2 separate regions of the Homo sapiens genome follow, and region 2 is linked to region 1. Evidence: read pairs that join two places in POLR2A ChIA-PET (ENCODE). Cell type or tissue: Panc1. All regions are shown on one strand. Region 1 overlaps USP12 (ubiquitin specific peptidase 12). Region 2 has its middle 86 kb from the start of USP12-AS1.

Region 1 (8,000 bases):
GGCAGTTTATATACATTTATTTAGGAAGAAAAACTAGTAAGTCTTTGCTTTCTCACAGCAAAACTCGAAGACTTTTGTGATAGTGTAAACTATAAGAAATTTAATGTAGAGCACCACTGTGTGAGGTGGTATAGCCCTCTCTGTTCCTTGGCTTATGCTTTGCTGCTGCTTCTCTTTCAGAAGGACCATTAGCTTCTTCTAAACAGTATGTTATGTCTAAAGAAGAGATGTGTAAGCTTGCTTTATTTATCTGTAGTGAGCCACATGTCCAAAGCTACGTACCAATAAAAATTTATTTCCAACTGAAAACAAGAAGTAGATGTTTATTTCAGTGATAATGGACAGATGTTCTTAACTGAAATGCTTCATGGGTAGAGGAAGCATCCACACATTCTCTACTTGTAAAGGGTGGTTTAAATCATAATATCTTTCAGTAGAGTTAGAGTACTGTTGCCTTTGATTTTATTTTAGTGCTTTTTATTTTAGTGACCTACTAAGCCTCTACCTGATGCTAGTGATTTTTTTTTTTTTCCTTTTTGTAGGGATAAAGAGTGCTTTTTCTAAAGTATTTTGAGGAAGGATTCATGGAGACCTACATTATATCGTGCTGCATGTAGGTTCTGAGAACATGAAGACGACTGTGATAAACTCTGGTCTTATGGAACTTCCCATTCAGTGTGTCTTGAGTGGGTTATAGTTGTGCTGAGGAAGTAGTCCTCTTGACCCCTGGGAAGCCTGGAGGTATCTGGGTTGATAGGAGACCCTTAGCCAGTCCCTTTCTGGTGAGAGCAGACATACCTGTCTTACCTGTAGCTTCTTTTCTTTTTTTTTTTTCTTTTTTTTTTTTTTTTTAAGACAGGTCTTGCTCTATTGCTCAGGCTGTCTCCTACATTTAAACCATCCTCCTGCCTTGGCCTCCCAAGGTGCTGGGATGACAGGTGTGAGCCACTGCACCTGGCTATGTCTGTATTCTTGTGGGCTTTACATATACTATTTTCTCTGTGTGTCCTGATGAGAAGATTGAAAACCAGCTCTACTTACAGTATTGTAGAAGAGGATGGACGTATAAAACAAATGCATGCAATGAGATGTTTTTCTTATTGGTATAAGTAATGGTAATTATATGTGAAAGAGAAGGTGGTTTTGGGAGAGAGAAGAGGGCTTCAGGAAAAAGCTTCTTAGAAGAGAGTTGAACTTTGCAAAATGAATGGCCTTTATTATGTGGACATGGAGGGATGGGATACCAGATGTAAATAGATAATGTGTTACTCTTAGGCTCTGTAGGTGGTTTGGCGTGAAAGCGGGTCTTGTGAACAGTAAGGCTGGAGAGTAGGAAGGGGGCATATTTAAAGAAGTACCAGGAGTTTACCAAGTATTGATTCACATTAAAATGATTATTAAAGTGTGTGTTTAGCCTGAGGAAATGTAAGTCCAGAGGACAGTCATGAGGATATAAGAAACAATGGAGTTGGTAAAAATATGCTGGTAAATTGAATTACATTGATTTTTCAAAATTTGCTTGTATTTTTTTTAAGAAGAGAAAATGACAACAAAACAAGATGGATGGGGTACAAGGACAGTTCAGTGGGTTGTTAAAACTTGTTAAGGGCCTCCTTGTTTAAGAGCCAACTAAACAACCACTATTGGAAAATTTTGGATTGTATATACATGTTAAAAAATTAAGGATAAATACACACCCACACAGGGAGTGAATTTTCTTGCTTCCGTAGCAGCAGACATTTAAACGTTACCATTCAAACTCTGAGGGAAGGAAAATAGGAAAAACAAAATGAAAAAGAATGACAGAAAACACAGGTGGAAGAAATAAGCTCTTCTAGTTCATTAATCATAATAATCCAAATGGTTCAAACTTACTTTCATTGTATTAAAGGAACTATCAGAATGGATAAAAAACAAAATATTGCTCAATAAGAAACCTACCTAAAATGAAAGGGCAATCTCTTTAACAGTAACACGATAGTATTGTCACAACTAAGAAAATTAACAATAGATTTTTTTTGAGGTATTTCAAAAGCATTAATTTTATTTTGTTGTTGTTATTAGTCTTTCTCTATCTGTCATCTTGAAGATCCATTCAGAATTAGGAAAGGTTAGGTAGTATTAGCCCCATTTTCACAAAATGGAAAAGGAAGCTTAAAGTCAGCCCTGCAGCAGCTAGGGATGGGGTCCAAATTTCTAGACATGCAAACTCGTTATGACATCTACAGGGCAATGTGTTGCAGGTTTGATGGTTGAGACAAAATTACTCCTTTTCAAACAAGAGATTGGGGAATTTTTATTCCTGACTTTTCGGCTGCATATCTGTGTGTGTGTGACTTTGAGTCCTCACTAATTATTTTCACTTGGGTAGGCCGTTTAACTGGTTTCAGTTATGAAATGGAATAATAATTTCCCCATTAGATCAGATGAGATGACACATGTGAACGTCCTTTGTACTATAAATACATATCAACATCACCCTTACATGGTCATTGTTGGTAAGACTCCATGCCCTCTTAAGGAAAGGATGGAAAGCACATTAAGATACTGTGGACTGTAGGAGTTGTAACGGAGCTCACAAGTTACCTTTGACAAAGCGTAGTCATTTCAAAGTTTGAAAATGAGTATTTTAATGATCCATGAAGCAAAGTTTTAGATTACCCTTAAAATCTTTACTATGTTAAAAATGTACAGTTAATGAGTGGCTTTTTAATTTTTTTTTATTTTTTTTTATTTTTTGAGACAGAGCCTTGCTCTGTTGCCCAGGCTGGAGTGCAGTGGTGCAGTCTCGCCTCATTGAAACCTCTGCCCCCCGGGCTCAAGCTATCCTCCTGCCTGAGCCTCCCAAGTATCTGGGACTACAGGCACACACTACCATGCCCAGCTATTTTTTCTTTTTAATTAATTTTTTTTGTAGAGACAGGGTTTCACCATGTTGCCCAGGCTGGTCTCAAACTCAAGTGATGTAGCTGGCCTCCCAAAATGCTGCAATTACACGTGTGAACCACTGCACCTGGCCTGTAGTTAACTTCTGATGGCAGTAAACACTGCAATTCCCTATTAGTAACATTTTTTTTTAAAGGTATAAAATTATAGTGAGTAAATTGCCTTTATTTCTACAGTATTGGTCTACCTGGGTTTTTCAGGGATCCCTGAAAAGAGACTTTCAAAATTAGAGCCCATCTGGGCACAAGTAAAATAAGTCATAAAGTACTTAAGTTGTAGGGGTAAGGAGACAATAAAATACAAGGCTTTTGTTCTTTGGAATGGAAAATGCATTTATAATTTGAGATTCTGTAGATGAACATTTATTCTGCTTTGTATGTGATTATCTTAGTCCAAAAATCTAGCCGTTATAACTTTGAAGAAATTATTTCTGCTGTTTCTCTGGCATATTGTTTCACAATTTTTCTTTGCTGATGTTGCAAAGGTTCCCTGTTTGTTTAATTTGCTTAATGAAGAGACTCATATGCAGGATGGTTAAGGTGGTACCTTGGGGGTAGTAGCTGGGACTTTGAAGTTTGCGTTAGGAGGTATATCTTAATAGAGCAGGGGGATTCTCTTTTCCACAAAACGGGATATAATGTTTAGAAGGTTTCAGACTTAACGGCCTTGAAAGATGACGCTTTGTGGAGGGGAACGCTACACACTGGGGCCTGTGGGGAGGATGGCGGGAGGGAGAGCATCAGGAAGAAGAGCTGATGGATGCTGGGCTTAACCCGGGGAGATGGGTTGAGCTGTGCAGCAAACCACCATGATACGTTTACCTGTGTCACAAACCTGCACATCCTGCACATGTACCCTGTAACTTAAGGTTGAAGGGGGAAAAAAAAAAAAAAGAAACATGATGCTTTGGTTCTTTTAAGAACAGGTGAGGAATAGGAATCAAGTGGTTTCACTGTTTGTTGTTTGATGGACCTAGAGGTTTAAAGCTGATAATTTCTTCAGACTGATGTGCTCAGGGTTTTTATGTAAAGGTGGACAAAATTTGGAACAAATTTGAAACATCAAAGGCTCAAAAACTAGATACAACGGACCAAAAACAAAACCAAAAATATTGTGCTTTTGGTTCTGCTAGGCAAATTAGAATCTTTTCATTGTCTGGTGTTGCATTTTTTTTTTTTTAAAGACAGTTCACTTTTTTAAAGTTTACTGGTTAGTTTCATTTGTTTTTATTGCATTTTTTTTTTCAATTTGAGGAGGCTTATATCTCCTCCACGGGGGACCCTGCTGAACAAGGACCTGCCATTGTCATGTGACTGGTTAAAGCAGAGGCCTTCACTTAACTTGGCAAATGAAAAACTAAAAGGAAGCAACTTTTACTTCTGGTTGTTTTCTCACTATACACATCAAGCCTTAGCCAGATAAAAATGCTTGGATATTTGTATCATTGTCTTAGTTGGAGACATTATGTTGCCCTTTTTAACTAAAAAGATACAAGTGAAATCTGTCACCTTTTTTTGTTCTCTGTTTAGTTTCTTTCTTTATTGAGTTTTTCCAGCTTTACTGAGGTATAATTGACACATGGTATGTATTTAAGGTGGTATTTTCGTTCTTTAAAGACTGCACAGTTGCCTTTGCTCAGGTTACTCCTCCTGCCAAGTGTTCGCAATTCCGCTCTTTCAGGTTTTTACTTCCTTGTGTCCTTAAAGCTTCTCTTCTGTTACACATTTTCATCCCAGATGTTAGTTGCTTTAATAGTCTACTTTCTTTCCTTTTCATCTCTGAAACTGGGTTGTAGTTATTATACCATTTCAGTGCTAATAGCCTACCGTGATGTTCTTGCCATTTTATGTTAATGATGACTTAGGTCATCTTCCCTGACTTGTAAAGTTGAATGTGACATCTGTAATTTTAGCTTTCCCAAGGAACTTATATAGGAGTCTGACATTTATTGAGTGGCTACTTGGTGATGCTATTGCTAGGCATTTCACAGATTCAGATCTCACAATGATAAAAAATAAAGGTGTAGGAAAGTTTGAGTTTAGATAAATGTATAGATGATAAATCTAGAACAGACTGTTAAAGAGAGTTAGGATATTTGGGTACATTTTTGGTTGACATCCAAGTTAACAAGGCCCTCTGCAAATGTTACTGGATATTGATAGAGAAGGCTGGATTGAATAGGTGTGGCCTAGTTGAGAAATGAAATTTAATGATAGAACACTTGTAAAACACCAGAATTATATGCCTGATGCAAATGGAATGGTGTTTGAAAAATCTTATTTTCTTCCTGACATTTTTAGGAACAGCCTGTGTTTAATATGGACTTTGAAATATAATGTCATGGTAACTTTTAGAAATGGGGTGGTAGATACGCCCTTGTAATTTAGTAATTGATACATTGTTTTTTGAACTACCAGAGTGAGGATTTTAAAAGAATTAAATTATTCAGGTTTAACTGTATATACTCTTAAAGAAAAATGTGATATCTGATTACCTTAGAAATGGTAGTTTCTTTTAATTTTGCAATTTTAGAAGTTTAAGAAAAACCAAACCACTTACTATTTTTAAAACTGCAAAATTGTGTGAGTTTAAAAAATTCATTTCTTACAAGGAAGAGGGGCCGCCCTTTCCCAAGAAGTAATTGCTAGAAAGAGTTGGGATATGTGTGTGTTTATTGCCAGACATTACCTGTGCATATACAAACATGAGGTATTGTGTGTGTGTCACCCCCACTCCCCCCAAAATTTAAAACTGCAGGTTTATTTGCTTTTTCACCTAACAGTGTATATTTTTGGTTGTCATCATGTTTCATTCCATGTCAAAACTCTTGTGTGCATTTTAATTTCCCATGATCTTCAATGTCTATCATATTGAAAGGTTTGGTTATATAATACTGTTTGCACATTTTCATTTTATTAAACAATAATTTTATTAGTTTCCTAGGGCTGCCATAACAAAGTGCCAGAAACTGTGTGTGGATTATAATACTGTATTGTTACTGTACCTTTTCTACGTTTAGATGTGTTTAGAGACATGAATACTTACCATTGTGTTACAGTTACCTACAGGATCCAGTACAGTCATATGCTGTACAGGTTTGTGGCCTAGGAGCAAGAGGCTAGACCACATAGCCTAAGTGTGTAGTGGGCTGTACCATCTAGGTTTGCGTGAGTACACTCTATGACATACGCACCATGATGAAATTGCTTAACAGTCAATTTCTCAGAATGTATCCCTGTCATTAAGTGGTGCATGCCTGTAACAGAAATTTATCGTCCTAACAATTCTGTAGGCTAGAAGTCCAGAATCAGGATGTCGACAGGGTTGGTTCCCTCTGAGGGCTATGAGGAGACTCTCTTCCATTTTCTACCCTAGCTACTGGTGGTTTTCTGGCAGTGGATGCATCATTCCAATCTTTTCACATGGCATTCTCCCTGTGTCTCTGTCTCCATTTTGTCTTCCTTCTATGCCTGTGTCCGAATTTTCCCTTTCTACACAGACACCAGTCACACTGGATTAGGGTCCACCCTAATGACTTCATTGTAACTTGATTACTTCTGTAAAGACCCTATTTCAAAATAAGGTCATATTCTGAGATATTGGGGCTTAAGACTTAAACGTACCTTTATTAGGGAACACAGTTCACCCAGTAAAACTAATGGCGCAATCAGGTCCATTGCAATTAATGTCAAGGAATATTCATTAAGTTGGGTTATGTGCTAGACCCTAGAGATTCAAAGCTGTTTAAGTTCCAAAGGGCTTGCAGTCTAGTTGGGGAGACCAGCTTTGTGTATAATAATGTAAACTGATACAAACTTGATAAGCTGTATTTTGATGTGTACAGGGAAGACAGACTGGTATTTGGAGTGAGGCCTGCATCAGTTGGAGAAGGAAGGCTTTTGGGAGTGGTGGGGAGGGAAGCTTGGTGGAATTTGAAAGGTAACTTGGAGAAAAATGAAGAGGACAAAGGTCCTGGCGAGGAAGTGAGAAGTGAATTAAAATAACAAGAGAGAAATAAGGTTAAGTGATTAAAATTACTTACATGATTTAATGTTTCAGTAATTTTGTCCTCAAACTTGTTAAATTGATTGGGTTCATATTGGTTTAGGGAAAAATCTTCTATAAACTTATATTTTTTTTAAAAAAAGGCATGTATATGTTGTTAAAAATCACATTTGTAGCTTACAGAACTCATTTTTGCTAAAAATGAGCTAATGAAAAGTACTTCTGATACAGCGGGTAAAGGAAAGTGGGAGAGATCATACCTAGAACATCCACTTTTTCCCAAAGTAATGACGGGGAATTATGTACACCTCTATATAATGACGGGATTATATACACCTCTTTGTGATCTTAGGTCCATTTCAACTACAGCATTCTGTTTTTTAGCTTAATGTATGTAAAACTTATCAAGCAAAAAGGGATCAGAAGTGGTTTTCTAGAAAATTTATTGAAAATAAAAAACCAACAAAACATGATTACCACATTAGTGAAAATAACTATTACGCAGAATATATTTTTGTAACATACCTGCTGTGAAGAAACTTCACCAATGTCAGTATTTACATTTCAGATTACTTTGTTATTATTAGTTCATTTTTTCCAAACAAAAACTGTGAAATCTATGAGATGGACCCATAGAGAGGAGTAGTCTGTTTTACAGGTAAGGAAATTAACAAATAGATTATTTCAGACTCCAGTGATTTGATTTTAGGATTCTGCCTGAGACCTCTCCGTATTTAGTCTAGTGCTTTTGCCGCCGGATCATGCTGTTACTAATGTAGGTGTAGATGCTTCTTCCCCCTAAAGACAACCATAAAATCATTTTTTCTCTCTCTCTCTTTTGTTTTTTTGAGACGGAATCTTGCTCTGTCGCCCAGGCTGGAGTGCAGTGGTGTGATTTCGGCTCACTGCAACCTCCACCTCCCAGGTTCAAGCAATTCTTCCTGCCTTAGCCTCCTGAGTACCTGGGATTACAGGTGCCTGCCACCATGCCCAGCTAATTTTTGTATTTTGTTTAGTAGAGATGGGGTTTCACCATGTTGGCCAGGCTG
Region 2 (8,000 bases), 120 kb after region 1:
AACTGCCTGAACCCAGGAGGCGGAGGTTGCAGTGAGCCGAGATCATGCCACTGCACTCCAGCCTGGGGGACAGAAAAAAAAAAAAATGAAAACCAAGTTCAGCTTACTAATGATACAGGCCAATTCTATGTCTAGAAACCCGACATTCACTGTGGCTCTTATATTTACTTCAGTTCCTTCCTTCCTTATATTTACTTCAGTTCCTTCCTTATATTTACTTCAGTTCCTTCCTTCCTTATATTTACTCAGTTCCTTCCTTATATTTACTTCAGTTCCTTCCCTCCTTATATTTACTTCAGTTCCTTCCCTCCTTATATTTACTTCAGTTCCTTCCTTCCTTATATTTACTTCAGTTCCTTCCTTCCTTATATTTACTTCAGTTCCTTCTCATGCAGGAATTTTCCTTGGCTGGGAAAGGCTGAGGGAAATTTCTTGTTTGGATCCTTGTCGCATTTCGCGCTCTAATTTTGCTTTTCCTATTCTTTTCTGTGGGTGGCATGCCAGTCCGCATCAGAATGAGCATGTGCCTGTATCCAGGATTTGCATACTACAGAACCAGCTCTGTCATCCAACCTCTTCTAAGCTGACTCATGGAGCAAATGTGCCAGCAGATCCCCATGGCCCGGTGACCACAGGCAGTTTTCCTGCTCAGCTGCACGCTTTTGAGTTGAGTGGTGTTTGTCCCTACATCAGCTTATGCCTGTAATACATGTTATTGTGATTCAGTCATTTAATTACAGATTATGTAAGCAAATTATGTAAACCAATATAATGAGCACAAAAAGAAAGTTGTTTCTTGAAAACTAAGTTGAATGATTTAGAAAGACTCACTAAGGGCAAATTGACTTAAACATTTGCTTTCAATTAAGTGTACGGAAGATTAGGGGAATATAATGAAAATAAGGAAGGCCTCTGTGCTGAAATTGCTTTTCATGAGTCTTTAAGATCTTATGATGCTTCTTTAAAGAAATTAACATTTGGGCTGGGCACGGTGGCTCACGCCTGTAATCCCAGCACTTTGGGAGACTAAGGCAGACGGATCACAAGATCAGGAGTTCGAAACCAGCCTGGCCAATATGGTGAAACCCCATCTCTACTAAAAATACAAAAATTAGCCGGGTGTGGTGGCGCGTACCTGTGATCCCAACTACTCGGGAGGCTGAGGCAGAAGAATCGCTTGAACCCGGGAGGCAGAGGTTGTAGTGGGCCGAGATTGTGCCACTGCACTCCAGCCTGGGCAACAGAGCGAGACTCCATCTCAAAAAAAAAAAAAAAAAAAAAAAGAAAAGAAAAAGAAAAAAGAAATTAGCATTTGGCAGTGGTTCATGCCGTCATGCCTGTAATCCCAGCACTTTGCCAGGCTGAGGTGTGCGGATCACCTAAGGTCAGGAGTTTGAGACATGGTGAAACCCCGTCTTTACCAAAAATACAAAAATTAGCCAGGTGTAGTGGTGCGTGCCTGTAGTACCAGCTACTCAGGAGGCTGAGGCAGGAGAATCACTTGAACCCAGGAGGTGGAGGTTGCAGTGAGCCGAGATCGTGCCACTGCACTCCAGCCTGGGCGACAGAGTGAGACTCCATCTCAAAAAAAAAAAAAAGAAAAGAAAAGAAAAGAAAAGAAATTTACATTTGGCAGTGGTTCATGCCTGTAATCCCAGCACTTTGGGAGACTGAGGTGTGTGGATCACCTAAGGTCAGGAGTTCGAGACATGGTGAAACCCCGTCTCTACTAAAAACACAAAAATTAGCCAGGTGTAGTGGTGCGTGCCTGCAGTCCCAGCTACTCGGGAGGCTGAGGCAGGAGAATCGCTTGAACCCAGGAGGTGGAAGTTGCAGTGAGCCAAGATCATGCCACTGAGCTCCAGCCTGGTCGACAGAGTGAGACTCCATCTCAAAAAAAAAAAAAAAAAAAAAAAAGACATTAACATTTGAAATTGTGGCGAATGCTTTCTAGGTGGAATTTATGCAAAAAAGGGGGCAAGCTCCCTAGTGGAGGCACCACACTCAAAGAAAGGCTTTGGCCCCACTCAAAATACTGGCAAGTGAATTTCCATATGTGTGTTTTAAGTTAAAATAAAATGTTTAAACTATTTATATAATTTTTTTATCATTGATTCATTCATCCGATGCCTATTTTATTGGGTGTCTGCTATGTGTTGGTATTCTACGTTCTGGGAATGCAGAAATGAATGAAACCAACAAGGCCCCTGCCCTCTTAGGATTTCCATTCTAGGGAAGGAGCCCGCAGCAGACAAATATGTACTCTGTCATATGTGATACATTGCATCATGCACGTGGATGCCCTGTGCAGGTAGGTGGAGAGACAGTGATGGGTGAAGAGGCTGATGTGGTGAGCATCTCTCTAAAGAGGAAGCATTGGAGCAGAGATGGAAATCAAGTGAGGGCTGGGGAGCTAGGCCGAGATATGGGGCAGAAGGACCTCTGAGGGGAAGCCCCGAGTTGGGCCTGGGCTGATGCATTTCAGGAAGAGCCAGGGGGCAGCCTGCCTGGAGGGGCCGATGGGAGGTCAAGAGCAGGGTTGAGAGCAGGGAGACTGCAGGGCAGATGGCTCAGGCCTTGGGGATCCTGGCGAGGACTTTGGCTGTCATCCTGAAAGCCATGGAGAGCCCTGGGGTGTTCTGCGGAGGAGACTGGCCAGGTCAGGTCTGTTTTATTTTCAAAGGTCACCCAGGATGCTGTATGGAGAACTGACTGGAGCGGGGCAAGAGTGGAAGCAAAAAGTCACAAAGGGAACAGAGAAGGACCAGTGTAGGGTCCAGGACTTCCTGGAAAGGACAGTGGGAGACTGTCCAGGTGCGGAGTGTGGGTGGGAGCATCCAACCCCAAAAGGTGCCCTGGAGGCAGAAGCTTCCAAGGACCATGCAGACAGAAGGAGGCTGCAGGGCTGGAGGAGGCGGGAAGGAAAGGAGGTGAGACCCACAGTCCTCGCCCTTTGCAGTAGCTGGAATGGAAAGGCAGGAGGGACGAAATGGGGCGCAGGGAGGATGTTATCAGGGAGGAGGGAGGCCCTAGTTGTGACTGGGGAGAGGGACCCGCCTCCCCGCTGTTGGGCCCAGCTAGCTGCACCCCGCTGGACACAGGCCTGGCCACCTCTCCTACACGGAAGTTGAAGGTGGAGTTAGCTCCATTTACTTCCACAAGAGAAAGCAGAGCTTGATTTCACTGTTAAAAGCCATTTTCCCGACCTGAGAAGTGTTGGGCGCTGTCTCCTTCCTGTCTTCTGCCCTGTGGCTTTCTTTTCCCTCTAGTGAGGAGAGCAGAGTAAGGAGATTTTTTTTTTTTTTTTTTTTTTTTTTTTTTTTTTTTTTTTTTTTTTTTTTTTGGAGACGGCGTCTCGCTCTGTCGCCCAGGCTGGAGTGCGGTGGTGCGATCTTGGCTCACCGCAAGCTCCGCCTCCCGGGTTCAAGCAATTTTTCTGCCGCAGCCTCCTGAGTAGCTCCCAAAGTGCTAGGGTTACAGGCATCAGCCACCGCGCCTGGCCGAAGCCTGCTTTTTGTTAGTCTCTGGGGCAGACCTGACTCGGGCCAGGGAGCTCTGGGGAGCCTGTGGTCGGGCCTGCGGAGCGTCAGGGAGCACGGGCCTGCGCCCTGGGCCTCTCCTGCCCAATTTTGGCAGTCACTGTTGGAGAATGCAGCAGCTGAGCTCCTTGTTGGAGGAAAATGAGCCTAAGGCTTATTTTCTCAGGCTTTAAGTAAACGCTCTGCGGTTTAAAAGCTTTTGGAAAATGCCTGTTTATGGGAGTCTATTTTATGTACAGGTGTCAGCAATCTATCTGGAGAAAAAGTGTTTCCTGGAAGCCTAGGAACATGGCTGGGACCCCCGGGTGGACGGGAAATGCCTCAGCTCCAGCTCACTTTTAGGGACCAAATAGTTCTGGCTGAGGAATGGAAGGAGCATGGTCGGGGGATTTTACCCCAAAGGCCTGGCTCTAATATTTTGCCCTGTTTGCCTCCACCTTTGGGACTGGGCTTTGGGAACAGACAATGCCACAGGGTTGAAGAGCCTGAGTGTCTGAATCTTGCCCTGTTACAGCCCTCTCTCCCCTTGATGTCCTCAAGACATGGAGGTCAAGGCAAATGTCTGCTTTGGATCCTGATAAGCTAATGTGGACCGTGTTGAGAATGCCTCTTTATTGGGCAGGCTGGGGGCCCAGGACCAAGTCACGTGGCTGTTCCCCCAAGCCCACGCATACATCTTTCCGTGGGAGGAAAAGCCTATCTGGGAAGAAGCTGCCCACCAGGAAGAGCCAGGGGCTGGGAGCCTTCACCCCAGGACCTGAGACATGGCAGGTCTGGACCAGCTGCTACCTAGACCACCTGGGGGTAGGGGAGACCCCCATAGATGGGGAGACCGGAGGCTCCCTTGCCTCTCAGCAGGTGGAGGGAGAGAAGAGAGGCAGAGCTTCTCTGGGCAGGACAGTCCCAGCCAGGGGCACTCGACCCCGTTGGCCCCAGCCTTTCCCACATTTTTGATAACATTGTTTTTATTGGTAAATACGCCTCACATACATAAACTTGCGTAAAAGTGTGTGTCCAGTTGAATGAAGAATTATGATGTGGACACCTGGGTAATACTCCTTAGGTCAGGAACTAGACTAGAACTTGCACCCTGGAAGCCCCTGGGTGTGTCTCCCCGGCCAAACCCTTCCTCCTTGCAGAGTCATCATCCTCCTAGCTTTTAGGATGGTCATCTCTTTTCTTTCCTTTATAGTCTGATCGCTTATGTATGTATTCTTAAACAATGCACTTTAGCTTTGGCTGTTTTTCAGCTCTATAGAAACGGAATCATACTCTATGGATTCTTTTTTTTTTTTTTTTTTTTTTTTTTTTTTTGAGATGGAGTCTCACTCTGTCTCCCAGGCTGGAGTGCAGTGGCGCAATCTTGGCTCATTATAACGTCCACCTCCTGGGTTCAAGCAATTCTCCTGCCTCAGACTCCTGAGAAGCTGGGATTATAGACGCCCGCCACCATGCCTGGCTAATTTTTGTATTTTTAGTAGAGGTGGGGTTTCACCATGTTGGCCAGGCTGATCTCGAACTCCTGACCTCAAATAATCCACCCACCTTGGCCTCCCAAAGTGTTGGGATTACAGGCGTGAGCCACCGTGCCCGGCCTGGGTGCTTTTATCTTGCTTCTTTCCTTCAACATTGCTTTTTGAGATGCATCTATATGTGTGGCTTAAGTTCACTGAGTTTTCATTGCGGTATAGCATTTTCTTGTATGAATCTGCCACAACTACTTATTCACTTCCCTGTAAATGGAAAATTGGCTGTGGAATGGGTTGTTAGCAGTGGACAAGGCTGTGATGAATATTTCTGAGGGTGAGTCACTGTGCACACGTGCTCAAGTTTCTCTATAGTCTGCACCTAGAATTGGAAGTTCTGGATTTCCATATCCATAATTTTAAACATAATGCCACTCTTTTCCAAAGGGATAAATTGGGTTGTCCAAATCTTCATGGGTTTGTCTATTTATCATTTTAGTTTTGTCATTTTTTTGCTTTATATATTTTGAAGCTATGTTATTAATACATAAAATTATATCTTTTGGTGAATTGAGCATATTCAAAAACACTTTTGGCTTACATTCAAAAATGTCCCTAAGAGCACTGTGCACTGCCAACACTGAGCAAGAGCCCCGTGTAGAAAACTCACCAAATGGTATCTTCGTATCATTAAGAAGTGACCCAAATGATCTCTGCTAATGCCTTTTGCTTTTAAGCCTATGTTGTATTTGTAACAGGATCTTGGGAAAAAGAGACCACAGAAGAGCAAAGTTGGTAAGTGTGAGCCATAGAAGGTTGGAGAGAGGAGCAAGGTTGCTCCCCAGTGAGGTCTTGGCCCCTCTCCCTTCTCTTCGGAGATGGCATCTTATTATAATTCCTCCAGGCTCAGGGATACAGAAGTGTCCTCAGTTCTCTCCCTCAAGGGAACTGGAATGAGGCACAGGAGGTGGAGCAAAACCTTGAGGACAGCCACGTGCACCTGCCGGTTCCCAGAAGCTGAGCAACAGAGACCCAGCTGTGCACAGCTGTGGCCTCTCCACATGCTCACCCGCCACCCCAGGGGAGTTGGTGGCTGGTGCCTCCCTCCCTGAATTTTTTCCTTGCGTGTTGATTTTCCTTGAGCTCTGGGTGTGAGAATGCTCTCAGGTGCTGTGTTAGAATGATGTGCTTCCTCTCAGCTCACACAGAGGGCCAGATATTTGTCAATTTTGTTGTTCTTTCATTCATGTATGTATTAGTCAATCAGTCAACAAGTATTAATTGAGCACTGCTCTGTGCAGGCATTGGGCTGTTCTGGTTCTTCTTTTTGAGTTTCTTGGTCGCTGTTTATGGACAGTAGATAACACTGTGTTTGAAAGGCCAGAGATGCACTCTGAGGTCCTGCGGTGGCCAGGAAGGCTTTGGCCAGTTAGTAGGGGAGGGTGAGCAAGGGAGGTCTCCCCACTTCCTCGGACTCTTCTCTGTGCAAGTCGGAAACCTCTGATGTGAACATTTCTTGCTACAGGATAACTCTGCTCCTGAGAACCAAGAAGGCTGGTGACAGGAAAATGCCCCCCTGAAGCTGGCTGGGGATCTCACTTAGGGGTGACATAAAGTGAGGGATGTGCTGCCAAATGTCCTTGATTCTTTCTCCCCAAACTAACAAGATCTTAATTAAGCTTCACTCCGGCAGACAATTCAGAGATAAGCTAAGTGCCAGTTGCCGGGGCGCTTCTAGAGGCCAAGGCTTTAACAGCCACCATCCAGTCATGGGAAGACTAGGACTGGGAAGTGGAATTTTATTGCCAAAGTGGGATGCTTTTGAGAGTAAAAGAGGTGCTATTAATACGTATACAGGAATAACAGCTGTAAACCAGAACTGTCTTAGGCAAACTGGGATGTATGATCCCCCTTTCTAGAATGGTGTTTTTCAGAAGCACTCTGCAATGCAAAAAATGTAGTCTGCTTTTCGGCATGTAACTCAGAACTCCTGCTGATGAACAGGAATCCTCCAAGACAAATCTGACTCCTGCTTCCATTTCCCCTAGAGCACAGAACAGGAGCACAGCCCCAGATGCTGCTGGGTTGGGGCCACTTTATAAAGCCCCTCTGGACCTCCAGGACATGGAAAAGATGCATGCAATGCTCCCCTGGGGAAGTAGCAACCAGCCTGGAATCTCAGGGACTCTTTGAAGATGTGCGGGCAGGAGGGAGGAAATTCTTGTAGCTGGGTGGGGTCAGAACACAGGCCTTTGCTCCACACTGACATTTTCTTCAAAGGTCAAGAATGTGTTTGGGCTTTGTAGATGTTTTGCCAGAATATGATTTAGGGGAAGTTCCAAGCCCGGAGATTCAGTTTTTAAGTCGGCTGTCTTCTGTTTCCATGCCACAGTGCATTCATTGATAGTATTTTTAGAAAAGGATCTTTGAAAATGGGAAGGCAGGTATGACAGCAGGGTGATTCATTGGCTGTGCCTCTGCACTGGATGTCTTGGGGGCTGGGCATGAGGTCCCGGACGCGTGTGGATCACAGAAGGGCATGGGCTGGTACCATGAAGCAGGCAGGAACCCAGAGCACTGCAACTGCGCTGTGAACTCTTAGGTAGACCAGAGAGGTGAGGCGGGAACCTGGAATTTGGATGTACTTGCAGAGCTGGGATGGCGCTGACACAGCCTCCTGTGTCACAGCTTCCATCTCGGTGCGCGGGTCAGAATGAGCACCAACGCACACGCAGGATCATGACTCACCTCCCGCCTGTCCCCCCTTGCCTTGCTGTCAGGCCTTACTGCTGAGATACCACGTGTGTAGTTCTATGTGTGCTTGGGCACTCAACAGAGAGAGAGCTGAGATCTGCTCAGCTTTCTACTTAGCCAACGAATGTCCCACCTTCTGAGACTTCCCAGGTGCAAAACCCAGCATTCTCCTCCTAGTGAGAGGCAGCTGCCCTGCAGGGATGGACAGGCACTAGCTGACCCTCCAGGCTGAGGCGATGAC

What was found. ChIA-PET counts read pairs that join two places held together with the same protein. Peaks named below come from ENCODE experiments on the same cell type or tissue, not always from the same donor. Only the 100,000 strongest peaks of a DNase experiment are listed, where the experiment ranks them.
Region 2: POLR2A ChIA-PET joins it to region 1 with 19 read pairs; 5 of 35 experiments call an interaction of 5 or more read pairs at or near these places.

Annotation. Positions count from the first base shown.
Region 1 is chr13:27,156,621-27,164,620 of GRCh38, reverse strand. The region is part of intron 1 of USP12 (ubiquitin specific peptidase 12); the gene reads left to right. USP12-AS1 (USP12 antisense RNA 1) reads right to left here. Exons shown (of 3, transcript NR_046547.1): 2 at 1,698-1,761. Among named protein-coding and RNA genes, the nearest start is that of USP12, 11 kb to the left of the region's middle. In Panc1, no CTCF peak of the experiment used is centred here; no DNase peak of the experiment used is centred here; H3K27ac peaks cover 1,591 bases.
Region 2 is chr13:27,035,811-27,043,810 of GRCh38, reverse strand. No RefSeq gene overlaps it. Among named protein-coding and RNA genes, the nearest start is that of USP12-AS1, 86 kb to the left of the region's middle. RefSeq lists an enhancer at 6,815-8,000. In Panc1, no CTCF peak of the experiment used is centred here; a DNase peak (open chromatin) is centred at 630; H3K4me3 peaks cover 612 bases; H3K27ac peaks cover 8,000 bases.